Regions from separate parts of the Homo sapiens genome. Here regions 1, 2, 4, 5, 6 and 7 are each linked to region 3. A link is a loop called in an ENCODE intact Hi-C map of the cell type or tissue named here. Cell type or tissue: IMR-90. All regions are shown on one strand. Region 1 has its middle 120 kb from the start of LRATD1. Region 2 has its middle 15 kb from the start of DDX1. Region 3 holds the start of LRATD1 (LRAT domain containing 1). Region 4 has its middle 410 kb from the start of LRATD1. Region 5 overlaps LOC105373436 (a long non-coding RNA gene). Region 6 has its middle 27 kb from the start of LINC00276. Region 7 has its middle 200 kb from the start of LRATD1.

What was found. Peaks named below come from ENCODE experiments on the same cell type or tissue, not always from the same donor. Only the 100,000 strongest peaks of a DNase experiment are listed, where the experiment ranks them.
Region 1: a loop joins it to region 3, with 2.1 times the contacts of the local background. A loop is called at or near these places in 2 of 110 quality-filtered maps.
Region 2: a loop joins it to region 3, with 8 times the contacts of the local background. A loop is called at or near these places in 16 of 110 quality-filtered maps.
Region 4: it touches region 3 in a loop (4-fold over the local background); 3 of 110 quality-filtered maps call a loop at or near these places.
Region 5: it touches region 3 in a loop (6-fold over the local background); 4 of 110 quality-filtered maps call a loop at or near these places.
Region 6: a loop joins it to region 3, with 2.7 times the contacts of the local background. A loop is called at or near these places in 14 of 110 quality-filtered maps.
Region 7: a loop joins it to region 3, with 4 times the contacts of the local background. A loop is called at or near these places in 5 of 110 quality-filtered maps.

What each region holds. Positions count from the first base shown.
Region 1 is chr2:14,755,327-14,759,326 of GRCh38, reverse strand. No RefSeq gene overlaps it. Among named protein-coding and RNA genes, the nearest start is that of LRATD1, 120 kb to the right of the region's middle. In IMR-90, no CTCF peak of the experiment used is centred here; a DNase peak (open chromatin) is centred at 2,196; H3K27ac peaks cover 485 bases.
Region 2 is chr2:15,575,046-15,579,045 of GRCh38, reverse strand. No RefSeq gene overlaps it. Among named protein-coding and RNA genes, the nearest start is that of DDX1, 15 kb to the left of the region's middle. In IMR-90, a CTCF peak has its summit at 1,768 (motif pointing right); a DNase peak (open chromatin) is centred at 1,745.
Region 3 is chr2:14,632,700-14,636,699 of GRCh38, reverse strand. LRATD1 (LRAT domain containing 1) reads right to left here and starts at 3,983. Exons shown (of 2, transcript NM_145175.4): 1 at 3,763-3,983; 2 at 1-2,756. The coding sequence starts at 2,720. The coding sequence ends at 1,842. In IMR-90, a CTCF peak has its summit at 2,134 (motif pointing right); no DNase peak of the experiment used is centred here; H3K4me3 peaks cover 1,728 bases; H3K27me3 peaks cover 1,926 bases.
Region 4 is chr2:15,040,721-15,044,720 of GRCh38, reverse strand. It overlaps a transcript of NBAS not described here. Among named protein-coding and RNA genes, the nearest start is that of LRATD1, 410 kb to the right of the region's middle. RefSeq lists silencers at 702-996, 1,470-1,670 and enhancers at 1,046-1,546, 1,547-2,047. In IMR-90, no CTCF peak of the experiment used is centred here; DNase peaks (open chromatin) are centred at 1,710 and 3,020; H3K27ac peaks cover 2,341 bases.
Region 5 is chr2:13,191,753-13,195,752 of GRCh38, reverse strand. All of the region lies in intron 1 of LOC105373436 (a long non-coding RNA gene), which reads right to left. All of the region lies in intron 1 of LOC105373484 (a long non-coding RNA gene), which reads right to left. Among named protein-coding and RNA genes, the nearest start is that of MIR3125, 460 kb to the right of the region's middle. In IMR-90, a CTCF peak has its summit at 1,628 (motif pointing left); no DNase peak of the experiment used is centred here.
Region 6 is chr2:14,426,234-14,430,233 of GRCh38, reverse strand. No RefSeq gene overlaps it. Among named protein-coding and RNA genes, the nearest start is that of LINC00276, 27 kb to the right of the region's middle. In IMR-90, a CTCF peak has its summit at 2,086; no DNase peak of the experiment used is centred here.
Region 7 is chr2:14,830,392-14,834,391 of GRCh38, reverse strand. It overlaps a transcript of NBAS not described here. Among named protein-coding and RNA genes, the nearest start is that of LRATD1, 200 kb to the right of the region's middle. In IMR-90, no CTCF peak of the experiment used is centred here; no DNase peak of the experiment used is centred here.

The DNA.
Region 1 (4,000 bases), 120 kb before region 3:
TTGTCAGATCATAAGCTTGTCAGTTCAAACTCTGGTCCTGAGTCATCTCTGTTCCCTTTACAGAGGCTGGCTCAGGCTACGTCAGAAGCCAGCTGGGTGTGTGGTAGGGCAGCTGATCTAAATCAAATGTAATTAACTATAGCATCTCTATTATGCTTGATGGGGTTCGGGCTGGGGCTAGGGTAAGGCAAGAGAGGCACCTAGCATGCGAAATCTACAGAAGCACTTGCAGGACTCTGAGAGCATCTCCTTAAATTTTACACCCTAGGCATCTCTCTTGCCTTACCCCAATCCTGGCTTTGGTGAGTGAAGTGGGAAAAGCATGGCAGTCTCCCTTGAAGAGGCATTTGCTGGACTCCTTTTGCAATGATGGTGTACTCTTCTATTGTGAGGATTCTTATAATCAATTGAGAAGAGCCCCCTTGCCTCTGCTGTTGTTCTCTTATAGGTGTACTTCTGCAGCTTCCCTCCTTATCCTAATCCCATGGGGTGGAAGGTAGTCAATTAGTCAGGTCCAGGTTTGGCAAGGGCTTTGGACTTCATTCCTAGTGGAATTGAAACACTTCACAGTTGCTGACCAGGAAGGCAACATGATTTGATTTGCATTTTCAAAGATCACTCTGGCTTATGTGTAGCCTGGATTGTTCACGACCCAGAATTCTGCGTAGCACTATCCACCCCCCACATATGTAACTACCTCTTTTAGACAAAACACAAATGTTTGTAACATACAGAGTGTGTAGAGAACTCCTCAGTTTGTAGATATTCATGTATTTTTTTTCTTGGCTAGAAACTTACCTTTAACTTGTAAAAAAGGTTCTGATTTTTGTTTGGAGCAAACATTTATGATGCTCTTAATAAGAGTTGTAAATTGTCTCCTTTTCCTCCTCATTGGTCATCAAGTTCATAGCACTTCCATGCTGTTTTACATGCACACGTTAAGTATTTTGGTTTTGGCTGTGCCCTTTCCCAAGAAAATTAAATGTACGTCAAGTGGCTGTAGGAGCAGGTGCCATTTCTTTGGATTTCTCACAGAGGAAAACATGTTATATATGGGTGTTCAATTTTATTTGATGTTTGGAATAGCAAACATCTTTAGGGACAAGAACAAACTTTCACAGACCTTGAACATTATCCAATATAAAATCCCCTCTTGGGGACTGTGATCTCTGGATCTTACTGCAGCCACAGTGGGGAGCCAGCAGAGATGGGTTTGGATGCCCTCCTGAATATGTTCCCCCTTCATAATCGCCTTCTGTAAACACCTCAACCCCCAATCTTCTTTTCTTTCTCTTTTGGTCTAAGAAAGTAAGTTGAGCAAAGCAAAACTGAGTTATTTGGGTGGTAAGAGAGGAGTAAGGGGAACAAAAGGCATATGTTTTGTGTGTGCATGTGTTTTAATTTCTTTCTGTGATGGAGATGAGTTTACCAAAGGGTGAGGCTTCTACTCTAAGATAGTGGTTATCTAACCAGGTTGACATGATCACCTGGGGAATTGGTTGAAAGGACAGTCCCAGTTGGTTATGGGATTGAATTGTGTACCCTCCAAATTCTTATGTTGAAGTTCTTCTAACCCCCAGAACGTCAGATGTGACCTTGTTTGGAAATAGGGTCTTTGCAGATATAATTAGGAAAGTTAGTTTACGGTCACACTAGATTTAACTCAGCATGACTGGTGTCCCCAGAAATAGGAAATTTGGAGACAGGCATGCACTCAGGGACAATGCTTTGTAAAGACCAAGGCAGTCATCATGGTGTTAGAGCAGAAGCCAGTGATGCCAAAGACCGCCGTGACCACGGTGAGGGGAGAGGCCTGCGGGATGAGGGGAGAGGCCTGTGGCAGAGGCTTTCTCACAGCCTCAGGAGGAAATGAGCTGCAGACATCTTGATCTCAGGCTTCCCGCCTCCAGAACTGCGAGACAGGTTTCTGCTTTGAAAGCCTCCCAGGGTATGGTGCTTTGTTTCAGCAGCCCCAGCAAATCCATACACCCTGAGCACAATCTCTGAGGCCAACCATCTGAACTCTTCAGGAGCCCTTCAGTGGCATATGAGGATGGGGTCGGGGGTGGTGTCCATTCCTTCTGCCCTGGCTGCTGTTCCCAGGCAGCTGCAGACACCCTCACATTGGAGCTTCTGCATCCTCCCTGACTCACTCAGTGTTTTCAGAGGTCTTGTGGGATGTGTGGACATGTTGCAACCAGCAGATGAGTCAGTCAGTCAAGATGAGATTGTTCACTCATTAAAATAGACTTCGTTGACATTCCTCTGGTTACCAAGAAAAAAAAAATGCTTGTGTACCATCCTACTACATAATGTCATGTACGAAAAAGCAAACGTACCACTTTGTTCTCAGCACCCAGTTTCCAAAGTTTGGTAAAGACAGTAGTATTTCTAATTTCAAAGAATTTGAATGTACTTTGAAAACTTATGGCTTCCTGGGTTGCTAGTTAACAACAAATGCCCATCAATCAATGACTGAGTGGATAAAGAAACTGTGGTATGTATATATGATGGAATACCACTCAGCCATAAAAAGGAATAGATTAACAGAATTTGCAATGACCTAGATGAGATTGGAGACTATTATTCTAAGTGAGGTAACTCAGGAATGGAAAACCAAACATTGTGTGTTCTTACTGATATGTGGGAGCTCAGCTATGAGGACACAAAGGCAAAAAGAAACTGCTCTTCATTTTAAAATGTCTACTAAGGCATTTAGTATTCTTTCTGACAAACAAGTCCCACCAGGCCCACTTTTGTTTCCTGTAGGACTCAGTAAGCAAAGGAGACAAACTTCTTCCCAGACAAGGCCAGTTAACAGTGTATACATAGAAACCGAAAGCTGGAGGGAGCTTTTAATTTTTCTTCTGGCCAATCTGACCTCTGAGACCAGGCTACTTGTCCGACAGCACTGGCTTTGCCATAGTTATCATTGCAGAGTCTTTTTTCGTAAGTCTGTCTCAGCACATTTCAGCATTCTTTGACTCACCCTTTAGGCTGGAATTTATCAGACTAGTTCTGAGCCCAAAGGTGATTTTTTTTTTTCTGCTAAAAGTTTGGTAAATTTCTGCCCAGCCATTTTTATCCTGCTGAAGCATGAAACAGAGTTATCATGTTCTGAAAATTGTTTAGATGCTTTCCACCCACCTCCAGCCACATAACAGGAGCTGTTTTCCCTTTTCTTAAGCAAAAATTTTCCATGGCCTCTTCTGAGTACAAGAACTGCCTCACTGTGACACTGGGAGATTTTTTTCCCTTGCCTGAAGCAGCCCAGGAGAAGGCGCATGGGCTTGGTAAAAGGTAGGCTTGAGTTTGAGTCTCACTTTTCCAATCACTAGTTGTGTGATCTTGGGCAAGTTATTTAACCTTTTAAAGCTTGGCTTTCCTTACTTATAAAATTGAATAATAAACACTTTTCAGACTGATCTTGAGTATTCGAGTTTATATATGTAAAACGACTCAGGATGTGGTTCTCAAACCTGTATGCCTGGAGAGCTGTTTTATGTTTCTGTTTTTGTTTTAATGGACTTTATTTTTCAGAGCAGTTTTAGGCTCACAGCAAAATTAGGTGGAAGGTGCAGAGATTTCCCACACACTCTCTGCCTCTACACATGTACAGCCTCCCCAGCTATCAACAACCCCCACCAGTGTGCACTTTTGTTGCAATGGATGGACCTACACTGTCACACCATTATTACCTACAGTTCATAGTTTACATCAGGGTTCATGTTAATGTTAATGTTCTGTGGGTTTAGACAAACATATAATGACATGTATCTACAGTATAGTATCATACAGAGTATTTTCACTGCTCTACAAATTTCCTATGCTTCACCTGTTTATCTCTCCCCACAAATCTGGCAACCACTGATCTTTTTACTGTCTCCATAGTTTTGCCTCTTCCAGAATGTTGCAGTTGGAATTATATAGTACGCAGCCTTTTCAGATTGACTTCTTTCACTTAGTAACGTGTATTTTTGTTTCCTCCATGTCTTCTCAT
Region 2 (4,000 bases), 940 kb before region 3:
CAGTCTGGAAGGGTCAGAGAAGGGATTTTGGAGAAGATAATATCTCAGATGAATATTAAAAGGTGGATTGAATTTAATTAGATGAAGAGGGGCTTATGGGGGAAGAAAGGAGGGGAAGCTTTTCAGGTAGAGGGGACAGCATGGAGACTTACACAGTGGCAAGAAACAGGATGGTGTACCCTGATGTATTAATCATCCAATGCTGCATTACAACCACACCAGAACTTAGTGGCTTAAAACAAAAATATTGATTATCTTACATTGTTTCTGTGGGTCAGAAATCCAGGAATGACTTATTACGATGGTTTTGGCTTAGAATCTCTCATGAGGCTGCAGTCAAGATGTCAACCAGGGCTGAAGGATCCACTTGTGAGCAGGCTCCCTCATGCACCTGGTGAGTTAGTGCTGGCTGACAGAAGACCTCAGTTTTTCAGCACCTGGACCTCTCCATGGGGTTCTTGAGTGTCGTCACTCATGGCAGGTGTCTACCCCCAGCAACTGATTCAAGAGAGAGGTTGCTGTAACCTCTGAAGTCTCACACCATCATTTCCACACTATCCTGCTGGTTACACAGGCCAGCCCTGTTCAATGTGGAAGGCACTGCATAAGTGCATGGACACTAGGAGGCTGGGGAATGGGGCAGGGGTGTCATTTTGAAGATTGGTTACCATACATAGAAATAAAAAATATTCCTCCATTCCTCACATGTCAAGTTCAAAATTGAAAAGTAGACAGAAATAATGCTAAAGAGTTTGGACCTGAGCTGTATCGGGGGAAATGTTTGCTGATCAAGGTTTACTCTGGGAGGTCAGCGGGCCTCAGCCTTCAGTGTGCACCAGAATCACCTGGAGCTTGTTAAAACAGGATGTAGGAACCTCCTCCTTAGACTTTCTGATTCAGAGATCTGGGGCTAGACCCATCATTTGCAGTTCTCACAGGTTCCCAGGCAACTTGTGAGTACCATGCTAATACTCCTGGTCCAGGGACCATGATTTGAGAACCACTGTGGTGGGTGGGACAGATATTAAGCAAGACAGTGAGATGATCGTATTTCCATTTTATAAAACTCTTCCTGGTGATTGTGTGAAGAACATATCTGTGTAGGCACAATTACAAGGCTGTTATTGCAGCAGTATATATAAGATGTAATTGAAACTTGAATGAGGACAAAGAAATTGTGTCAGGCAGGAGAGGACAGGTAAGAGAAATACCATTAACATGCCAGGATTTGATGACTTGTTGAATTTAATGGGGGTAGAGGGGGAGAGTGAAGGGAGAGTAATGAGAGGAAGAAAGGCGTTAGTGCAATGCGCAGGTTTCAGTATGGATAACTGGGTGAGTGATATTAGCATCAGCTGGGAAAAATAGATTACAGGAGGGGCAGCTGGTTGGTAGGCACGGGTCTGTTGAGTTCTGTGTGAATATCATGGCCAGCAAGTAGTCTGCTATGTGAGACTGAAACCTGGAGGAAGTACTTTGGGTTGAGATAGAGATTTGAGAAACCTCAACAAATAGGTAGTGACCCTGGGAATTGATGAGCTCACCCAGAAAAGAGAAGAGCAGGGAGTGAGGACTGAGTCGTGGAGCTGCTTCTCACCCTTTGCTGTGCATGAACATCACCTGGGGATTCTGTTAAAATGCAGATATGGACTCAGCAGGTCTGGGACGGGCCTGAGATACATCCCTAACAAGCTCCTCGTGATGCCAAAGCCACTGGTCTGAGCAGCACTGTTGTAGTAACAAGGTGTAGAGAACCCAAGCACTAGGGGGCAGTGTGGTGCAGAGAACAGGGAGAAGGCCCTAGAGGATGCAAGTAAAGTCAGAACTATAAGGACAATTCGAAGAGTCTGTTATTACAGAAACCAAGAGTATAGACATTCTGGAAATTTATGGGATGATTAGCATTATATGTTGGACACGTTAGTGGAGTAATTAGAACCCAGGTTATAGTAGGTTAAGGGCTAAATGAGAAGAGACTACTAGTGAGCATAGACTCCTGTTGTAAGAAGTTTGGATGAGGTGAAAATAAACTAGATGGAAATGCAGGATGGATGTGGGGGTCAAGGGATGGCTTCATTTTTTTATTTTTTATTTTTGAGACAGTCTTGCTCCGTTGCCCAGGCTGGAGTACAGTGGCACAATCTTAGATGACTGCAGTCTTTACCTCCTGGGTACAAGTGAGCCTCCTACCTCAGCCTCACATGTAGCTGGAATCACAGGTACGTGCCACCACACCCAGCTAATGTTTTTGTATTTTTCTGTAGAGACGGGGCTTTGCCATGTTGCCTAGGCTGGCCTTGAACTCCTGGGCTCAACAATCCACCTGCCTTGGACTTCAAAAGTGCTGGGATTACAGGCATGAGGCATCATGCCTGGCCAGTTTTTTTAGTCATGAGAGAAACTTGAGTGTGTTCACAGGCTGAGGGGACATCGCTAGTAAAGAGGGAATCTGCACAAGGATGCCCAAGATTAAGCCCAGCTTCAGAGAAGAAAGAAGGAATTACGATGGGTGAAGGGAATGGTTTCAATCAGGAGAAAGAGAGAAACTTTCTCCCTTAGCTGTGGGTACTAGCACAAAAGAACTGGAAGACTACAGTGACAGCGGTGTCCACAGGGACATCTCAGTTTGTGTCTCCCAGTCCAAAATTCAGCCCTAGAGAGACAGGGACTTCCCTTTCAGTCAGTGTGCAAGGGCAGTCAGGCCCTTGGAACTGGCTTAAATTAATTATGTCCACTTAAAGTCTTAAGCTCTATACATTTGGAATGGAAAACTTTATTTCTTATGATTGCTTGCAACCTTCAGGCTGGGAAGTGGAGCCTCTGGCTGAGATCAAAGCCTGCACTTTAGGCTGGGTACGGTGGCTCATGCCTGTACTCTCAGCACTTTGGGAGGCCAAGGCACGTGGATTGCTTGAGCCCACGAATTTGCTCAGCATGGGCAACATGGTGAGACCCTGTCTCCACCAAAAAAACAAAACAAAACAAAACAAAAACAAAAATTAGCTGGGTGTGGTGGTGTGTGCCTGTAGTTCCAGCTACTCAGGAGAACCACTTGAGCTCAGGAGGTCGAGGCTGCATTGAGCCATGATGGTGCCACTGCGCTCCAGCCTGGGTGACACAGTGAGACCCTGTCTCAAAAAAAAAAAAAAAAAAGCTGGAACTTTGAGGGAGGAAGGGTAGACAGGAGTTTTATGCTAAATGGGTTGGCTGAACATACATATTTGACAGGTTATAGGAGTTAGGAATATTAATGAAAGGGGGATCACACATGAGTGTGATAAGCAAACATATATGTTACATACATCCCATGTTGACTTTGCAGTGGAGATGTATCATTAAAATGCAGTAATATTAGACTCCATATGTCAAAAGGAAATGTAGGACATGAAGCTGCTTTGTGCACAGTCTGTGTAAACTGGCCAGAACCCTTCCATGGTGGACGGTCATTCCTTCAATGGAAGGGGTGCTTTGGTCAGCTGTCATGTCAAAATCTTGAAAAGGGAGGAGAGTCTGGCTGAGACACCAAGCAACTGGTTGAAGTTGATGTCAGTGGAGAAGTTTTCTGTTCTTTGCTTTCCAGGGCTGGTTTCTGTTTAACTCTTAAGTAGTGGTTAGTGAGGAAGGGGACACACTGAGGCATGACCAACCTCCCATCTTGTCTCGGCCAGGAAACAGTTTTGTTTTGTTTTGTTTTTGAGATGGAGTCTCGCTCTGTCACCCAGGCTGGAGTGCAGTGTCGTGCTCTCAGCTCACCACAACCTCCACCTCCTGGGTTCAAGCAGTTCTCCCTGCCTCAGCCTCCCTAGTAGCTGGGATTACAGGCACCTGCCACCACGCCCAGCTAATTTTTGTATATTTAGTAGAGATGGGGTTTCGCCATGTTGGCCAGGCTGGTCTCGAACTCCTGACCTCAGGTGATCCACCTGCCTCGGCCTCCCAAAGTGCTGGGGTTACAGGTATGAGCCACTGTGCCTGGCCAGGAAAGTTTTTAAAGATTTTC
Region 3 (4,000 bases):
AATTGCTTGCAACAATTAGCTAAACAGCATTATTTGACAAATTCCCTTGAAAGAGACATAGATGCTATTTAAGTGTCTAGCACACTGAATCAAGTAACTATCAGTTAGGCTGGGGCCGCAGCTGGAGGGAGGAGAGAAGTTTACAAATCCTTGTCCACAGAAGGTGTTTCACACCCAGCCTTAAGTTTTTGAAAAACACACATTTGTCCTGATCCTACAAGTTCATCATCCCTGTTTTCAGGAAGAACTGAACTGTGGAACTGGCCAAAGAGGAGGGGGAAAAAGCCACCAACTCTAGATTCATTTTTAAGGAGATCAGGAGGAGAGGAAGAAAAATAGAAACGCGTATGTGAAATGGTAATGATATACAACATGGAGAAAAAAATAAACATCGTGGAACCTGCTAGCAATTTCCACCAATTTCCACCAAAGCAGTGAACCCCTTAACTGACAGAAATTCAGTACAATATACACATTAATTAACAACTCCACCATTACTAGGGCTGCTGTTGAAAGCCAAAAAATTAACTACAATATTGAAAAACAGAATGCTTACAATATCTGAGAAAAATAGAGTGAAAAGGCAATGTTAGCTAAGCTCTTAGCTACATCCACTCTTAATGGCCCCCAGTATTTAAACTATCATGGATTAAAGCCATGAAAATAAAAATTTCAATTTGAAATTTTATTAGCCTGTTGCTAAAATGGTCAATAAAAACATCAACACGATAGGCTTTGTTGACATAGTTGGAAAACTGCTCTCTCATTTTTAAAACTTTATTTCCACTTCCCCAGCTTTGAAGATTTCTATGTTAGGAAAAGCCAAACTAAATATACTGGCTATGGTGTTGTAACAATGCTGGTTTCTGGAATGGTGCCATGTCCTCCCCCTCCCTCTCCTCCAACTCCTTTAAAAATATGACTATTTTTGAAATGCAGCCCGAGGAGGGAGCAATCAAGGGTTCAGAACAATAAGCGCCCTTCACACATTCAAGTTCCCAGACACCAGGTGAACGAGCGAGCTCCTTGTCGGGGGCGGGGCCGGCTGTCCTCACCGAATTCGCAGCGCCATCTTCCTCCCGGGACCGGGCCGGCTTCCCTTCTGCCAGCGAGGGAGACTCGCAGGCAAAGGCGGGTGGGGGTGGCGTTCGCTTCCCACGGTGGAAAGAACCGGAGGCAAACACTGTCTGGCTTAGCCCGCAGCCTGGAACACAATGTCAGGAGACCTGGGGCTGGAGAGCTGGAAAAGTCCCGGGCAGCCTCAGGATAACCCGGAATCCCGAAGTGCTGTCTTGGGGAATTATTCCCAAGTGCACAAGGGACAGGCTCGATTTCTTGGAAATCCTGCGATCTGGGGACGCATCCACAGAGGAGCTGAACTGTGCCCTGTAGAGACCAGTTCTCGCCTCCGACCGGTCTGTGTGCGCACGCTCGGGGCGGTGATGGTCCCTTTTGAGAAGAGGGTTGTTTTCGAGTCGGGCCACAGTCACTGGCCATGGACTCGCGGGGAAGGCCATGTCCTTTCTCCCCTCAGCCCCTTCCCCGTTCCCGGTTTACATCTCAAGGGGAAAGCGCACGCGGGGTCTCCCAGCACCGTCACCACCGCTGTGGCTGTCAGCCAGGCGCTCGCAGCGGCGCCCTTTCGGCCCTGGGGCAGTTCCTGAGACTTCCTGCCGCTGGCTTGGGGATGCGGGGGTGCAGCCCGGGCCCGGGCCACCGGCGGCGGACGCGCGTGGCGGGGCGGGGCAGAGGTTGAGAACCGCTGACTGCGAAGTCCGGGTGCGGGGAAGGGAAGGGAGCGAGGTGCGGGGGAGGCAGAGGGGCCGGCAGCCCCTAGGCGGCTACTCCTTGTCGTCCACGAGGTCGGCGAGCTCCTGGAGCACTCGCAGGCGGCCGCTGGCGTCGATACGGCGCTTCTCGCGGATGAGGTCTTCCAGGCTGTGAAACCTGGCGGTGTGGACCTTGTTCTCTCCCAGGTGCACCTTGAGATAGTACTGCTGCTGCGGGGGCTGCGTGCCTGCCGGCACCTCCCCTCCCGCCTTGAACTCCCGCTTGCCAAAGCGGCACCAGGCGGCGAAGCTCTCCGAGTTCGTCCAGCAGATCTCCTCGCTCTTGAGGCCCAGGTGGCCGCAGGCGTTCTGCACCACCAGCTCGGCCACCAGCGGGCGGTAGCGGTACCAGCTATTCACCACCCGGCCCACGTTGGCCGCGCCCGCCTCATACAGGCTGTCCTGGCGGATCTCGCCTTGGTGCAGGTGGATGATCTGCCCGCCGCCCACGTAGACGGCCCAGTGCGGGGCGGGCGCGGGCGGCTCCGGCGCGGGCTGCAGCCACAGCAGCTCCAGCAGGTCGCCGGGTTCGCAGAGCGCTGGCAGCGCGGTGACCGCGTAGACGCTTAGGTCGGCGCCCTGAGGGCCACCGCTCACTTTGGAAAAGATGCATTCCTGGCCCCGAAAGGCGGAAAACTGAGTCTCGTTGAGGACCAGCTGGTGCAGCAGGTGGTGGTGGTGGCGGCTGGGGCTCTCCGGGCAGGGGGTGCAACCCGGGGGGGCCTTCACGCCAAACTTGTCGGGCTGCCCGCGTTCGTCCAGGTCTTCCTCATCATCCGAGAAGAAGTAGGCAACCCCGACCCGCAGTTCGTCCTTTTCAATCCCCGACGGGTCCCCTGTGGGCAACTCGCTGTAGTTGAGGTGGGTGATGCGGTCCAGTTGGTTGCCCATCAATGAGGTGGCGAGGCGAGGGCCAGGAGCGGGGATCTGCGGAGGCACAGAGAGGCAGAGACACCGTCAGAGTCCGGGCTGCCCCTTTCGGTGTCCCTCCCCAAGACGTGCAGTGCCCCTGGGACCTGCCGGCTAGCTTACGTGCCCTCACCGGAGTCACCCTTTCCAGCCGAGTCCTCCGTGCCTCCCCAGGGGTACGAGGGGCGGAGAAGCCGCCACAGGTCAGGCGAGAGCAGACGCCACCACACAGCCTCCGACCCCTTCCGGGAACTCGGTCCAACTCCCAGAAGAAAACACCCAGGCTGGCTGGAGAGCTTGCGGGGTCCCGGTGGGGAGGAGAGTGCTGGCTGTGGCAGTGTGGGAGACGGACACCCAGGAAGGACCGAGGGGTGGGCTGAAAGGGAGAAGGGAGCCTAAGGCCAGTGAGCTGGGAGCAAGCTCCCATTTCTGTCCCCACCCTCTCCAGCCCACCTCCCAGTTTTGCACTAGGTTGCCTTCCTCCCCTTACAGCGGCTCGCACAATGACAATCAGACACATTCTCAGGCATTCACTTGACACCAGCAACATTTTGGACACTTGGGAGTCCAGACACTGGCAGCCTGGTATACTGGTGTATGTCACATACACCCACAATGACAAACCTTCGCGACGACACACTGGCACACTTAGACCCCACACATTCGTACACAATTTCAGCTCCACGCTTGCACGCTCGCCGTTGCACGTACGCCCAAGCACCCGGGCACACCTGCCCTCACAGGCAGGTGCACTCTGCCCCTTACTTCTCTTGCCTTGTCCCCATCAGGGCCAATGGGACTGCGCCAGGGCGAGGCTGCTCTGTCTAAAATAACCTAACAAAGAGGCAGGGGAAGGATGGAGAAAGCCAGTGCAGTGTATGTGTGTGGGTGTGGGTGGGAGCGTGTGTGTGTAGAGAGGTTCACTTTTAGCCCAAAGACCCCTCTCCCTCCTACCCAGCACAGGATCCAAACAATCGGATGAAGAAAAACCGTTTCCAAGGCAAAGAAAGCCGCTTCTCCCTACCCGTGATTTCCCTGCTCCCGAAACCCCAAACTCCTTTAAAGTCTCCTGGTCCCCATGGGTGCTGAGGAAGCGGCGGTGGCGAGTGGGTCCTGGGCTGCGCGTGGGGCTGCGGCTCCGCTCTACCCCGAGCCGAATCGTGCGGTGCGGCGCCCGTGCGCCTCCAGGTCTGCGCTGGCCGGGGCGCCTGCTCCCACTGGACAGTCCCGGCTCGGCTCTGCTTTCCCACCGCCGCGCCGAC
Region 4 (4,000 bases), 410 kb before region 3:
AACCCTCACAACCATTCTGTGAGGTGAGCAGAGCATAGATTATAACCCCCATTATGCAGAGGAGAAAACAGAGTCTTATCTAAGTGACTTGCAGAGATCTGAGTCAGGTCAAAGACTTTGGAGTTTCAACTCATAGAGTCTCCTCATGTTCCATGGCCACTCTAGGAAAGAACCCTGACATTCTAGTTGTTTTGTGAAATCTTAATTCTATACTCTGCTGAGCCCCTTGTCAGTATGCTTTCCTGCAGATTGTGTTTATTTTTCTATCTTATGAAAAACCTCATTAATAGGTTTTGCTGTTCATTCTTCTGTGTGTGTAATGTCAATAGGCTTGAGTATAGCTGAAATAATTGGACCGGGGGGTTTCTGAGCTGGGAGTTCATTGTCAAGTCAGCTGTCGCTGATTCTTTATCAATGTGAGAGAACTCAGCCATGCAAAGACCTTTCCCTGCTACTTACCTGCAAATCAGGCAGCATCAGCATATTAGCAGGTAGTCTTACAGAATGCAAATTCTGTCATTTAGAATCTAAGTAATTGGAAGCACAACTGGGGAATTGTCTAAATTGTATATTTAAGCAAAAAAAAAAAAGTTTTTAAGTTTTCTCTCTGTTCAGCCTAACCCTTTATTAGTAAAAGTCCATGTGAAAATTTGTTTTCTCTTCTATGAACTTCATTCATTGATTCATTCATTTATCCATCCAGTCAATCAGCATTCATTATTCGTCTGCTCTGTACCAGGTACTGGCCCATGTGCTTGGGAATAGAAAGGTTACTAAGAGGATCTCTGCCCGAATGCATCAAGTTTTCAGGCAACAGACAGAGCAGGGCTTTTTACAATCCCCGGGAGCCCTGGCAGGCTAGTGTGGGGATGAGTCAGAAGGCACCCTCCAAGGTGAGATGCTGAGTTGAGTGCTGAGGGTGGGCTCACTGGTAGAGGCCCACTGGTTCCTGGCAGAGCTAGACTTAGAACCCAGGTTTTCTAATTGCTGGGAACATTTTAATCCCTTAAACCTTCAAGGCCTCCTTAGCAAAGAAATCCTGGTGTGATTAAGGGGGAGAGGGCAGGATTAGACTTTCTGGCACAGCAAGTGAAGGCAAAGGCTCAGGCTTACCATAGCACTTGGAGGCATGTGATGCTGTTTAAAATTACTGAGGTTTAGGAAATCACAGCAAGGGGCGAAGAGTCAGGCAGATGCCAGAGCCAGGACAGTCCTGTGTCCTGGCCAAGATGGTTGGACCTTAGCTTGCAGGTCATGGATGGATATGGATGGGCTTTTAGCAGAAATGTGACATGCTCAAACCTGACTGTTAGAAATTTCCTATGAAAGACAAGATGGGCTAGGACAGAGACAGGGATAATGGAAGTGGCACAGCTCAGCCTGAGATCCTTGGAAGGTGGAGGCAGCAGGACTAGGAGCCAAGCTAAACGTGCAGGGGTCCAAGACGCACAGGGAGGCAATGTCCCGGTTTTTGGTGCCCACAGGCTGTGTGACCTTGTGTAACCTCCAATTCCTCATCTGTCAGATGAGTCTAGTGACTCCTACTCTGCCTCCTCACAGATTACAGAGATGACCCAGTGACTAAGCGAGGAAGGGTGCTGTGTAAATGGTAAAGTGCCGTTAAGTAGGATTTGTTATTATTATGTAAATCGGGGGTTGGAGAACTATGGCTCATGAACCAAATGTGACCTACTGCCTGTTTTTGTAAAGCAAGTTTTACTGGCTGGCAGCCACAGCCGCTTGTTAATGTTGTTGTGTATGGCTGCCTTCTTACTACAAGGCAGAGTCAAGTCGTTGCATCAGGAACCATGCAAAGTCATTGCATCAGACCGAAGTCTGAAATATATACTAGCTGGCCTTTTACTGCAAAAGACTGCTGCTTTCTGGTTTAAGTCATGGGCTGTGGTTTTGCCAAATTTAGTTATTAATTGGTGTGTGAAGATTCCAGAATCTCTCCATTTATGGATTTGAGTCCTGTTAGGCAGGCAGCCAGGGCTCTTTTGGGTGTCTATCTTCCCTTGGACCTGGCAGTGAATGATTTCTCCTCTAAGAAAGGGGGCAGAGTGTCTTCACAGCCCTGCCATCCTCATCTCTCATTGAGAACACACAGGGAATATGCTAGTTTCAGTCTGGGTCATCCCTCAGAAGAGATGCAAAGAAGACCTCGCCAATGGGCTTCCTGTGAATTTCTACCTAAGCCCTTGGTGTGCCCTTTCTTCTCTCTCCTTTCCTGGTAGTTATTTTAGCCTGATTGTTGTTCATTTCACTTATTTTCCAATTTCCTGGATCGATTTTGTTTCTCTACTTCCTTCTCCCAGCAATTTTCATTCTTCTGTTACAGTTAACAGCCTCTGTAATAATAAGTAGAAACCAGACTAAATTATGGTCATTACTGCCCAATGCTTAGCTCCAAGCCAGCACATGACGTTGTCACTTTTGGGGTTCAAACTACCCTTGACATCTCTTTGCATTTCTTGCTCTGAGGATGGCAATTACGCACTTACAGGCAGAGAAGAACGGAGGGGAAAGGCCACTGGCCACCTAGGTTTGCCTCCTTCCTTGCCATTGCCTTTCTTACAAAAGAAACCAATTTGGACTCCGTTTTTACATGAGGCCTCCAGCAATCCTCAGTTCCAGAAATATCAGGAGGATTTAGAAGCTGCATGTGCTATTAAATATTGTCCATGTTGAAAGCAAATAGAGGAACATGTGAAGCACAAACACGTATCACCTTCATTTCTCACTTCACTTTGACTCGCTAAGACGAAGTCTGCTCCAAAGCCTACTTGGGAACGTGTGCTCTCAAGCCTGAAAATGGCCCCATCCTCCCAGGCCTTATTTCCATGTAGTAGAGAAAAGGGAAAAAAAGAAAAGAAAAAAATAGAACACCAAAGCCGGCAGAGCCCTTGGAAGCAAGGTGGCTAACGTTTCTCACAGTGCAGATGGTGCAGAGGCCCAGATGCTATGGAAACAAGCACTGGACAGCTGCCGGGTAGAGTGGCGGAAGATTTCTTCACTTGTTCAGTATCTGTTTGCTTTTTCAACTGGTGTACAAAGAGTACTTACTGCTGTCCTGAGATAATTCCCAGCACTGGATAGCCTGCCCCACATCTGAGCCACAGGACCATTTGTCTGTCCCTGGCTGACTTTTCCTGCCGGCCCTCCCCAGGCATTTGGCCTGGTTTGTTTCCCTTTCAGTTGCCACTCTCCCCCTTGGGGACTCCTCCACATGCTACAGAATGGGATCCTGCCACTTCATCCTTCAGGCACTCCCACCCTGCAGCTGTTTCTCTTGTAATGGTTTTTCTGGAAAAAGACACAAATGTAGAGAACAGATGTGGGTGAACAAAATGCTCCTGAATCTCAGAATTTGCAGTTGTTGGCCCTGGTCTGTGGCTACCGACTCCCTTGGGAGAGAGACCTCAGATGTTCTCATGGATACTGGCTCACTTCTTCTATTCCTGAGGTGGTCCTTGAGCCTCCCCCATGGGACTCAGCTCTCCCTGCCTCCATAAATGTGGACCAAAACTCCCAATAGTGGTGAGATGTGCTCTCTCCTCAGGGGACACAAGGTAGCTCCGTCTGGCTTGAATGAAGAGTGATGTGAATATTGGAATAGAGAGTAACCTTGTGCAAAGGGGAGCTCCTATTGAAGGATTGTGGGTAGGGGCTGATGTGATCACAGTTGAGCTTTGGTGAATTTAATCTGCCAGTGATGTGTAGGTTAGATTTGAGGGGATGAAGCTGGAGAGGAAAGTTTAATTAGGCAGTAGCTCAATGCAAACAAACTGATGAAAGAGGAAAAAAGTAAACTGATTTTACCGCACAGGAAGGCAGAGATAACCTCAACCATCAGGGATTAGGCAATGTACGATGGGGCCTTTGGATTAACTGTCACGGAATGACTTAGGGACAAGTGCGAGCACTGGGATTTATGGGTAGCAAAGTCTGAAGGAGAGCAGCCCCTGTGAAGGCCACCTCCTGGACCAAGGGCAAGGGT
Region 5 (4,000 bases), 1.4 Mb after region 3:
TTTTAAAGGTCTTGTCCTACAAATGTTTCAAACAACTTTGTATCTTGACCTATTATTTACTATTCAGATACATTATTTTATTTTAATTTCATTGTAACTTATTTCTTTCCTGAAATCTAATGTAGATATGTATATGAAGAAGTTGGTTAAAACTATATTTTCATACTATCATAGTACATATGTTTATATTTTATGTATATAAATTTTCTTGAGACAAGCGAAGTTGTTTTTTTATTATTTATATGTTATCTAATAATATTTAGGTAAAAACAAATATTTGATGAATAATCATTATTTTCAAGTACTTGCCTATTTTGTAAATTAATCTAACTACCAGTTATTGTAAATTGCACAAATATATCATTACTCATTTTAAGTCCTCATCTGGATGTCATTTCTCATACCAAGTTTGCTCCTTGGAATTGTCTTAACTCTCTTTACAGAAGAGTTTCTTCCAAAGCCTTAAAAACTTTCTATCAGAAAGAACATCGTCTGTGAAGTCTTCCTAGTGGTTGATCACCACATTCATTTAATCTATTCTCTATTTAGCTCTCATAGCACAGTTCATCACAAAGAGTAAATAACTAAAAATACTTTCTGAATTTCGGTCAATGATGTTGTTTTGCATAAATAAATTTGCAAATTTTTTGTTTCTCAGTAATTCTATATATAGTTCCATCTCACATCAAGAGTAAAAGTGAATTTGTTACTTATCATAATGGCATTTCTCAAAATATTTAATGTACCGAAAATTAAATCAAATAATAATGTATACAAATTAGTTGTTGATACACTTCTGTTGCATTTAATGCAAACTACTTGAGGATCTGTGACGATCCTCAAAAGGCTGAAAGCAAATTAAAAATCCATGACCTTATCAGAGTGTTGGAAGAAAAAAAATCATGGGTTTTAAAGTCAAATTGTCATTGGTGTGGTTTTGAGGAATTACTTAAACTCATGAGGGAGTTATCTCATCTGTAAAATAAGAATCACGAATAAGTCCTCCTTCTTTGTATAAAGATTACTTTTCTCTCCTCTCTGCTAGTCTTTGAGTTCATCCAAGCCATTGTCTGAAAGTTGCATCATCCCCATCCCAGTGCAGAATTTAACACCTAAAATTGACTCAACATATGAGTGAGAAAAAAGGCAAATAATGAGATTTTTTAATGCCCATGAAGAGGAAAAAGTAATTCGTAGGTCTGATACCATTAAGGAAGGACTCCCAGTAAATAGGAGTACTGAGCTTGACACCAGAGTGTGTATGGGACTGAAAAAAAAGGAAAGAATATTTCAGTTGTGCTTCCTCTAAGCCAAACGTAGACCTTCGTGGTAACTACATGAAAGCATCTTCGGCGTGTAAAAGTTCATAAAATGTTCATTAATAAATGTGTTTATGATGAATCTTTCTAGATATGTCAAATCAGTGCAGGACATATGTTTGTCTAGCCTAATGAGTAGAAGTTCTTTAAATTTCTGATCAGCATGCCTACAATGCCAGGATTAAAAAATAGTTAGAAATTAATTACTTAAAAGTATTCTTTGCCTTTTCTTTTTTTCTCCATCTCTCCTATTTTGAATCAATTTGAAACAGAAAGCATAGGGAGAGAATGTTTCATAGGTCATTGTGCCCTCTTGTGGTAATTCGATTTGGCAGATAAATACTGAAGAATCAGGCAGGAAGACAAGAGGCTGCTGGACCCTCTACCCATCCTGCCTGCAACAGATGATGCTCCTCTAGGCATGAAAGCCAAAGTAGCCACTAATGCATCTGAAACTACAGGTACATGATAAAGAGAGAAATTTGACAGAACTAAAAAGAGTTCAATTGTACCCACACTTTCTGAAAAAGCATTTTGTTTTTAGAAGCTGCATAACCTTTGGCTAGTTACTTAATCGTCCTGAGCATCACTAGCCTCTTTTTGAAAATGAATATATTCTCCTGTCCAAACAATTCCATAGGAATTCTGTAAAGATGTCATAGGTTATTTTTTATTAAAGTATTTCGTTATCTAAATGAACAAAATAAAAGGGCATATGATTACTATATTTCGTGGTGCATACTATATATATATATATGCCATAAAAATGTGTAAGTTCAAATAAGATGCATTTAAGTGTATTCATAACTTGCATACACATTGGATATTGAATATCCAATAGCATAACTTTTTTATTATTGACTAGAAATATTGATAACTTTTAGCACAGAAAAATATTAAAGTTGAGAAAATAAACTACTGTATTTTGTGTACAGTTATATCTACTGTTAAAAGAAAGGCTTTAGACAAAATAAATTTAGCAAAGCCTATTTTAGCAAATTTATGAATCAAACAGCACAAAGAACCATGAGAGGTTCAGACAGCTCCCCCCAGCGCATGGGAAGGCAGTATTTATAAACGAAACAAGGAAGCATATACGTATATAGCTTGTGTGGTTGGTTGCAGCTGAGTGTTGACTTTCTTTATGCAGGGTGTGATGAGGCATTTGCCTTATATGGACATGGCCTGAGCAGTTGGCAGCCTGTGATTGGCTGAAGCTTATCTCATGTAAGCGACTGAGACACAGCTACTTGTTACAAGATTATATTCTTAAAATTAGGCTGCAGTTTGCTACAAATTGATTCAAGAGAAGAGGCATTAGGCCACATTTAATTTAACACTACCTATCTACTCCTTCACTAAATATATACAAACCAAATAAAACAAGAATTTCAATTCAGAAAAAACTATTAATTTAGCAAAGAAACATTTAGGTAATTATAACATGTGTTTTTATTTATTTATTCAGCAAGTGATTAAAAATAGTACGGCAGTCTCTGCTTATCAAGGGTTTTGTTTTTCAGGGTTTCAGTTACTGCTGTACAGTAAAAGAAGATATTATGAGAGAGAGAAAGATACACCATAGTCACGTAATTGTTATAATAATATGTTGTAATTATTCCATTTTGTTACTAGTTATTGTTGATCTCTTATTGTGCCTAATTTACATATTAAACTTTATCATAAGTATGTACGGGGAAAAGCATAGTGCATATAGGGTTCAATACTATTTATGGTACTATTCTGGCATCCACTGGGTGTCTTGGAGCATATATCCAAGGATAAGGAGGGATTACTGTACCCTTTGTGCAAGACATTAGTCTTGGAGTAGGGAAAACATGGTGAGTTCCCACATGAAGCTAATGTTTTAGGAAATAAACATAAATAAATAATTATAAGTGTAAAGATAGAACTGTGGTAAATGCCAGAACATGAAATATATATGTATGAGAATGTTTAATAAAGAACATTTTATTAGTTCAGAAAATCCTGAAAAAGTGACGCCTGTGCTGAAATCTAAAAGAATAACAAACATTAGAAGAGCAAAGGATTAAGGATGGATTTGGGAGAAAGAGAAATATTATAGGAAAAAGCAGTTTTTAGTGGGGGGAAATACACATTGAAAGATTGAAAAGATCAGAAAGTCAGAGAAAATAATGGCTTTAGACAAGCAGGAAAGCTCAGGCTTTAAGAATACTTTTATTTTAAGACTTGTTCTTTTTATAATTTTAATTATATAGTTTATTCCTGGAGTTCTGTAAATAAAAAATAATTTCAAAAATCAGCTGAAATAAAAGAGGGAATTCAAAACAACCTACTCCACCCCGACACACATTTGCACAAATGCACACTCACAAAATTACACTCTTTTATCTGTTCATCGAGTGTAGTGGATTTTTTTTTTTTTTTGAGGTGGAGTCTCACTCTGTTGCCCAGGCTGGAGTGCAGTGCTGTGATCTTGACTCACTGCAACCTCTACCTCCTGGGTTCAACTGATTCTCTTGTCTCAGCTTCCCAGTAGCTGGGACTGCAGGCATGTGTCACCAGGCCAGGCTAATTTTTCTTTTTTTTTTAATAGTAGAGACAGGGTCTCACCATGTTGCTCAAGTTGGTCTCTCGAACCCCTGACTTCAAGTGATCTGCCCAACTTAGCCTCCCAAAGTTCTGGGATTACAGGCTTA
Region 6 (4,000 bases), 210 kb after region 3:
AGGCTGAGCTCAGGTGGTAATCCTCACTCGCCCACTGCTCACTTTCTGCTGTGCAGACCAGTTCCTAACAGGCCAAAGACTGGTACCAGTCCATGGCCTGGGGGTTGGGGACCCCTGTTTTACAGGAGCTCAGGGCTCAGGCAAATTTCAACATTGTCACTATGTTTGGACTGATGCATGATCACTGTGTTGCTGGGCACACTTGGCTCCTGGGGGTGATGCTGCTCTTGCCACTGCTCTAGGCCCCAGAGGCTGACTCTCCTCCTGTCCACACACCTTCCCAAGTATGGAAGAGAAATTTCCATTGATTCAAGGTGCACAGCTGAGGTCAGGCTTTGCATTTTAGTAAGAAGTATATTGAAAGTTTGGAGAAGAAGGACAGTACATCACAGAGAACAACTCAAAACAGTCACATCTGGTCATCGTAATTTTAAGTCCAAGTTTAAAGCCAGACTACACTCTAGTTAAAGGTGCAAAATGCGAGTCTTCATTTCCTGTCCCAGCATCAGCCTTTTCACAAGATGATACAATTGAATTGTCCTCTTACTTAAGATAAAAATCCAGTCTTAGAGAGTAATCTTGCCTTTGGACAGGCACCAAGTGAAGCTATTAATATAATCAACCTAACAAGACTACACTCCACAATGCCACATATGAAGTGTCTCATGTCCAGTCAATATTGAGCCTCATCTTATTCTTTTCACAGCACCTTTTCCAGGATAAGAGAAAAATTATGGTGTAATAGCCTTCACCTTACTAAAGTCCTTTCCATCTCAGTGTGCTACTCCTGATACCATCTACCCAGAAAAGAACATACAAAACCCTCTAAGAATAAGAAATTATTTATAGACGCCATAGTCTAAACCCAGACAAAATAACATTCATTTTCACAGAGACAATAAAAAATATTTCCCAGAATATTCTGCTTTCACCTGGTGTCTCCCAGCTGGGTCAGTTCTGTTTATCTTTCCAGACTCAGGTTAAATATTCTTTCCTCACTTAAATTCATCCTAACTCCACATTTATCGGTCCTCTTCTTACAGATCCTCATAGTACTTTTCACTGACTCATTGTCCTTCATACATTTATCATCATTAATTATTTGTGTAATTGTTGCTTATTTTTTCTGTCTCCTGTAGTAACTGGTGAACACCATTAGGAGTAGGTCAGACTTTTTAACACTCTAACTCTCCTGGCATAGAGAGGAGGTTCCATAAATATTTGAGTGAAAATCTGTAGAGAAAATCTTTGATAAAAGATACATCTCATTTTTATAGAGGAGAAACAGAGAAGTTCTGGGTCTAAGACATCAGTATTCAGGTGGAAGATGACCTCTGGCTTCCTAAAAACAGCAAGTAAGACCTAACTTATATTGCATAAATATATGGCATGGTTCTGTGTTTTCTGTTTTTCCCCAAAATAAAGTCATTACCTGCCTTAAAGGTAAATTAAAGTCTCCACTCTTGAGTAGTTGAGAAAATATGCAGGAATCTACAAAGTGGCAGTTTTTTCAGCTTCTATACCCAACATGATATTTAAAGTAATAGCTTATTCTCAGCCAGGGTTTGAGGTTATGTATGTTATTTTCAGAACTAATGATGTATAGTGTAATGTAGTGTAATTTGAGCTCTTCAAATGATAATACCTGTATTTATACTGTGATTTACCATTTTCAAAGCAATTTTACATTGGCTCATTTAATCTTCATGAATACTTTTTGAGGGAAAATAATAAAAAAAAAACTTGTACACCCATTTTAGAAATGAAGAAACTGCAAACCACATCCATTACCTAACTAACCCATGACCACACAGCCAAGAGCAGCACTGGGACTCCAGCCCAGTTCTCCTGACTTTAACTCCAGCATACTCTCCGTGATTCTCTGGCTGCTGAGTCAACAGCAAGGCGACTTGGCCTATTTCTATCTTAGTTTGAAATAGTTTGTGTGTCTTTGGCCTCCTTTTCAAAATGAGAGCCATCAGTTGGGTTTATCTCAAAGTGAATTTTGTTCTTTGGCACTGGACCTTCTTTTCTAAAGGATAGTCATATTTGGAAAGGATCTCAGCAGTTATTCAGTCCAATGCAACACCCCCACCATGTGGCTGTCCAGCCTAAACTTGAATATTTGAAATGATGGAGAACTCACTCCTTTATACATGCCCATGTATATAAATGTTGGCTTGAGATTTATGACAACTCATGAGATAAATACTACAATTATTTTTACTTTATAAAAAAGGGAAACTGGGGCACACTGAATTTAAAGAATTTGCCTAAGATTACAAATCTAATAAATTATAGACTGAGGATTTGGCCCCTGTCAAGCTAACTCTAAAGCCTTCTTGCTAAATGGCCATAGTATGCTGCCTGTGTATCTAGGTAGTATATCTCAACTGTTTCAAATGAGAGTAAAGCCTTGCAAGTATTCTGATGCCAATTTGAATGCACATAGACGTGTGTCCAAATAGATGGGGATTAAGGAAAGGAACACATTATTTAGAGATTTTGGTTTTGGCTTTATTCACACAACTTGGCTGTGGCAGTGCAGGATTCATCACATCCAAAGGAAATGTATTGGCAAAATGCTTCCTTCTTTAAATGCTCCAAACCATTCCATGGTGATTCTGGAAATTATCCCTTTTGGTTTAAGATAGTAATTAAAATCAAGAGTGGAGATCTAGTTTCATCCCAAACTGTATTTAAATTCAGAGGCACACCCTCCAGCCCTGTCTTCAATGTATTTATCTTTAAAACTGAACGTGAAGTTCAGAGTACACAAAGAATATCTTTATATTTCTCAATATCTGATTCAGCTTGGCTCATGATCCACCCTTTTTTTTTTTCCGGTGCAGAAAACTAAATCTCACAAGTTAAGGTAAATTTTCCAAAATCTAATCTCATTTAAGTAACTACTTCATCAAACCCATTTATCTCAGTTCCTCCCGCTTCCTTCTTTTTCCTGTGGCAGTATCAGGGTTTGGAAGCTCTTGGCCTGGAGTGGGGACAGGGTAGGATGGGAGGTGGGCATGTAGTCCCAGCCCATTGTGTATTTTTGCAGACCACTACTGAGCTGTGTCTCATCCTGCCAGGTCTTGATCATCAGCCCTGCTCCTGAGAGAGCTATATTGTCTGCTGGCCTGATTCACCATGGTCTCCAGTTGTAACATACTCTGTCTCCTTCCTATTCCAACCTGGAGGGCTCTTCTCATCTGCTTGCACTTCAGACACTTTCAGATGCTCCCCTGTGACAGTTGGCACTGCAGGAGACTCAAAGATAGTTTCTTCAGGTCTTCCTGTAGCTGTTGCTGCTCTACCCAGTAGCTAAGTGGTTTGTGATATTTGCAGGCCATAGCCCAAGGAGAGAGAAACTTTCTCAGCTTTGAGATCCTCTAAACTTATTTAAGGTTTTCTTTTCTTTTTTTTTTTATTATACTTTAAGTTTTAGGGTACATGTGCACAACGTGCAGGTTTGTCACATATGTATACATGTGCCATGTTTGTGTGCTGCACCCATTAACTCATCATTTAACATTAGGTATATCTCCCAATGCTATCCCTCCTCCCCCCACCCCACAACAGGCCCCAGTGTGTGATGTTCCCCTTCCTGTGTCCATGTGTTCTCATTGTTCAATTCCCACCTATGAGTGAGAACATGCGGTGTTTGGTTTTTTGTCCTTGCGATAGTTTGCTGAGAATGATGGTTTCCAGCTTCATCCATGTCCCTACAAAGGACATGAACTCATCCTTTTTTATGGCTGCATAGTATTCCATGGTGTATATGTGCCGCATTTTCTTAATCCAGTCTATCATTGTTGGACATTTGGGTTGGTTCCAAGTCTTTGCTATTGTGAATAGTGCCTCAATAAACATACATGTGCATGTGTCTTTATAGCAGCATGACTTATAATCCTTTGGGTATATACCCAGTAATGGGATGGCTGGGTCAAATGGTATTCTAGTTCTCTCTACCACCCTTCATTCCCAAGGTTTTGACCCCAAA
Region 7 (4,000 bases), 200 kb before region 3:
TGAGAGAGCACTCAAAATGGAGACAATGCCACAAACATAGGTGCAGAGGCAGATGTGTTACACAGCATTATATAAATGTGATTCCACAGCAAAGATGGGGTTGTTCAGTATTTATAAATTTCGGCTTTATGTTGGAAGATTGATTTTTTAAATAAGTCTGCTGTGTCTGCAGTTAGGCTATTCAACATTCATTTTGACTACAACTTGATGGGAGCTATTATTTTCCATTGATTATTTTTATTCAATACATGACAGAAAGACCAGATTCCTAAACTGGCTGCAAAATCATAAATATTTAAATCCAAGTTATTTGCCATGCAGAGATATAATCAAGTCATGATCGCTAACTTATATGTTTGGTGACTTGATTATTGATTTTTACAGCTCTAATCTGAATTCTGTAGTAATTCACTGAAATGGCTTTGAGGAGACTGTTCTTGTAATATTGCAGAAAATAGTCCTTCATATATGTGGATTCAAAGAACAAAGGTCTAGAAAATAGCAGATGATCATTTTGCATTCACATTTCAAAGAACAAGTGATTTAGAAAAAATTTGAGATATCGTGTAGCTTAATCTTGTAAATACTGTTTCAGATGATGAAACAGTCTCGGGGGTCAGTTGACATATTCAAAGTCATATAGCTAATTAGGGTCAGGACTAGAATCCAGGTCTCCTACCTCCCAGTCCAAGGCTTTTTCTTATTCTTAAGAATTGTAATACGCACATAAATGATTCAGAATCTTAGCTTATATAAGGAATAAGGAGACAGTATCCTACTGTTCTTTGATTTATCTGGTACAGATATACAGACTGTTTATGAAATGAATAGTGATAATAATGACAGTAAGAGTTTTTACTTATTGATCACGTATGTACCAGGCTCTGTCACAGATACTTTACCTAACATATTTCTAGTCCTCACTATAACAGCATGAGGTAGGAATACTTTATAGATGAGAAATATTTCTAGATGAGTCTCAGAGAAATTTATACACATTGTCCAAGATCTGTCACATGTGATCTCTGATCCGTTATCTATAGTTTCAGAATAACCTCATGTAACTTGGAACCCCCCAACCCTGCCCTGGCAAGTGGGAGTCCATTATGTATCGGTATGGACTTGGCTGCATATGACTGCTTTCAATCTCAGTGGGTCCTGTTACTAAGCCTTAACTTTCTGCTTATTTACTTTGATGGAGAGCTAGAGGCTAGAGAATTAATGTGGAGGGTTATTGTGTTCACTAATTTTTGATTAATTTAACAAATGTTTATGAAGTTCCTACAGTCTTAAAGATTCTGAGATAGACTTTGAAGCCTCAAAACAAGAGGCAGAATGGTAAAGAAATACGTGCTTTAGACAATGTCTGCTATTCACTAGTTCTGGGACCTTGGGCAACCTTCTGAATACCTGCATTTCAGTCTCTTCTTCTGTGCCATGGGAGTCATAACTATCCAACGAGGTTATGGTATAGAACAGTGGTTCTCACCTGGAACAATTTTGCCTTCCATGGGACATTTGGCAACATCCAGAAACAGTTTTGCTTGTCACAAATGGGGAGCAGAAGCTACCACAAAGCACAAAACAGCTCCAAACAACAAAGTCAAAATGTGAACAATGCCAAGGTCGAGAAACCCTAGTGTAGAATCCATGCAATAATATGCATGTAACGGGAGATGTATTCGCCACAGTCATGACTCACAGAAAACTTCCCAGCTGGTTCTAGGCAGTCCTATTTCAGTAGTGGCTATCCCCTCAGAGGCTGCCTATCCACTTTCCCTCTGGTAGAGTATCCCAGGAGGCTGGGATCATTGAAAGGGTGTTGTCCATAAATGGTGGAGCGATGGCACAGAGAGTAGGAGGAGTGGTTCTTAGTGGGTGAAGCATAGCTCTGAGTCAGCCTGCTCACAGATCCCTGAATTTTATAATGGAAGATACTTCTTTCTCCCACTATTGGATCAAGGACTGTCTGTCATCCTTCCCTACCTAAGTTCACCTTCTACTTCTTCCCATTCCTTACTCAGCCTGCTCTACCTGGTCTTTGTGAGAAAAGAACAAACATAAAAACAAACAAACAAAAAACACTTGTACCAACAAAGTAAAACAAATAAAAAGCAAACATACATAGGGGTCTGTCCTTTTGCTATTTAGCCAGGTGCTCCTTCTCTGTTTAAGTTCTAAATGGGTGACTGAATACACCATGAGAGCCTGGGGTGCAGGTGATACAAACCCTCTGGGAATTAGAGAAGGGTGGAGGGTGGGGGAAAGAGGAGGAAGAAATACATAGGTGAAAACACACAGCCATGACCTTGAAATAAAACAATAGCAGATCTCTCATTCTAGGCCTGACCCAGACTACTCGATCACTAGCACTTCCTGATTTCCTTCACTCTGAGTGATGCCTAAAGTGTAGCTGTCATGAGTCATTGACTGATTGGCTAGAAAGAAGTTTACAGGCTTTTGATTCCAGGTCTGTCCCCATGTGACTATTTCATGTCTAATGTCTATGGAGTATCTACAATGCACCAGGCATGATGTGGAGCACAGATATGAATTATTATTTCACTTACACTTCTTTTAAGCCCTACGATATAAGCATTGGTATTATCTTCATGTTACCCATGAGGGTACTAGAGTTAAGAGAAGTGAAGTGACTGGGAACAGGATTATACTATTGGCGGGTAGTAGAGCTAGGGCTTCATCGAAAGCAGCTTTACATAAGAAATGATGCTTCTAACCACTAGGCTGCACTAGCTTCCTTGATTTTGGTCTCCATGCAAATAATAATTTAAAGAAGGAGCATTCCAACATTTATATAAAACAATACAAAGTAAGCATCTGAGGCAAAGAAAAATTGCATGACTATGTAATATATTGCTTAGCCTTCCCCTGCATTATTAAGTAGTGTCAGGAATAGAAATTTTCTAAAATAAATTTTGTGCTTCAACACAATTCAAAGATATAATAGTTTTCTTTGACATTATTTCCATTCCTTACTTAGCCTTTTCTGGATTCTACTTTTTTAATATATTATTTTATCCCCACGAATGAGTAATAAATTATAGTAATGATCATTGAGTTACTTAAAACAGGAAGTTTCTGTCCATTATTAGCTTTCAAATGTTGTATAATTTCAAATAAGATGAGAGTTCTGAAATGACGATTTAAAGGCATGATGTTTGAAATGCAATTATTTTTAGAGTTTGTGTTTAGGACTCATTTTGAAAAAAACAAAACAGAAACGACTCACCAATTTTATAATAGGTTTTATTTTGGTAGTTTTCCCCATGTGGCACAAAGCATGATTTCAGGTAGGGCTACTGTAGTTGGCTTTGCAGGCTGTGGTCTTCACATGGTGGCTTCCAGGCCGTGGGCAATGGTGTCCTGGGGCTGGCTTATACCTCTTGTGAGAGCTGATTATGAGCCTCACTTCCCAGCTCCACATTCAGTGATATGAACTCAGTAGCTTAAAATTGGCCATGGTGGCAATATTTATACCACAGAAATGGGCAAACTGTGTAAATCAAGGAGCTGGCTGTCAGACAGTTATCAGCACACCACTGGACACAGTGGGGAGGAGAGTTGAAAAACTAAACCTTAGCCCTTGCTCTGCTCAACAAGCAGGCACAAACCCTCATCCCTGATTTGGGGATGGATTGGAAGGGGCTTTGTTTTTCATTCATGCAAAGCTGCCCTCTACTCACAGCTGCACGCTCACAAGGCTCTGGTTCCAGGAGGGGTTTCTTCTACTCATTTACACGAAGGCAACAAATGCTCCAGCAGCCAACCCTGAGTTTAGGACAGTCGTTCGCAAACCTGGTGGGTTATCCTACAATTTTTTAAGATGTAGATATTAGGACTTTTGATGGATATTTATTCGGTTTGTGCAACATCCAACAATGCTGCTCTTCTTCCTAACTTGCAAAACCAATTTTTTCTGGGTGTTTACTGACCCAGGGGAGGGCAAATGTATCTCCAACTCCAGGGGTTAATCATGAGT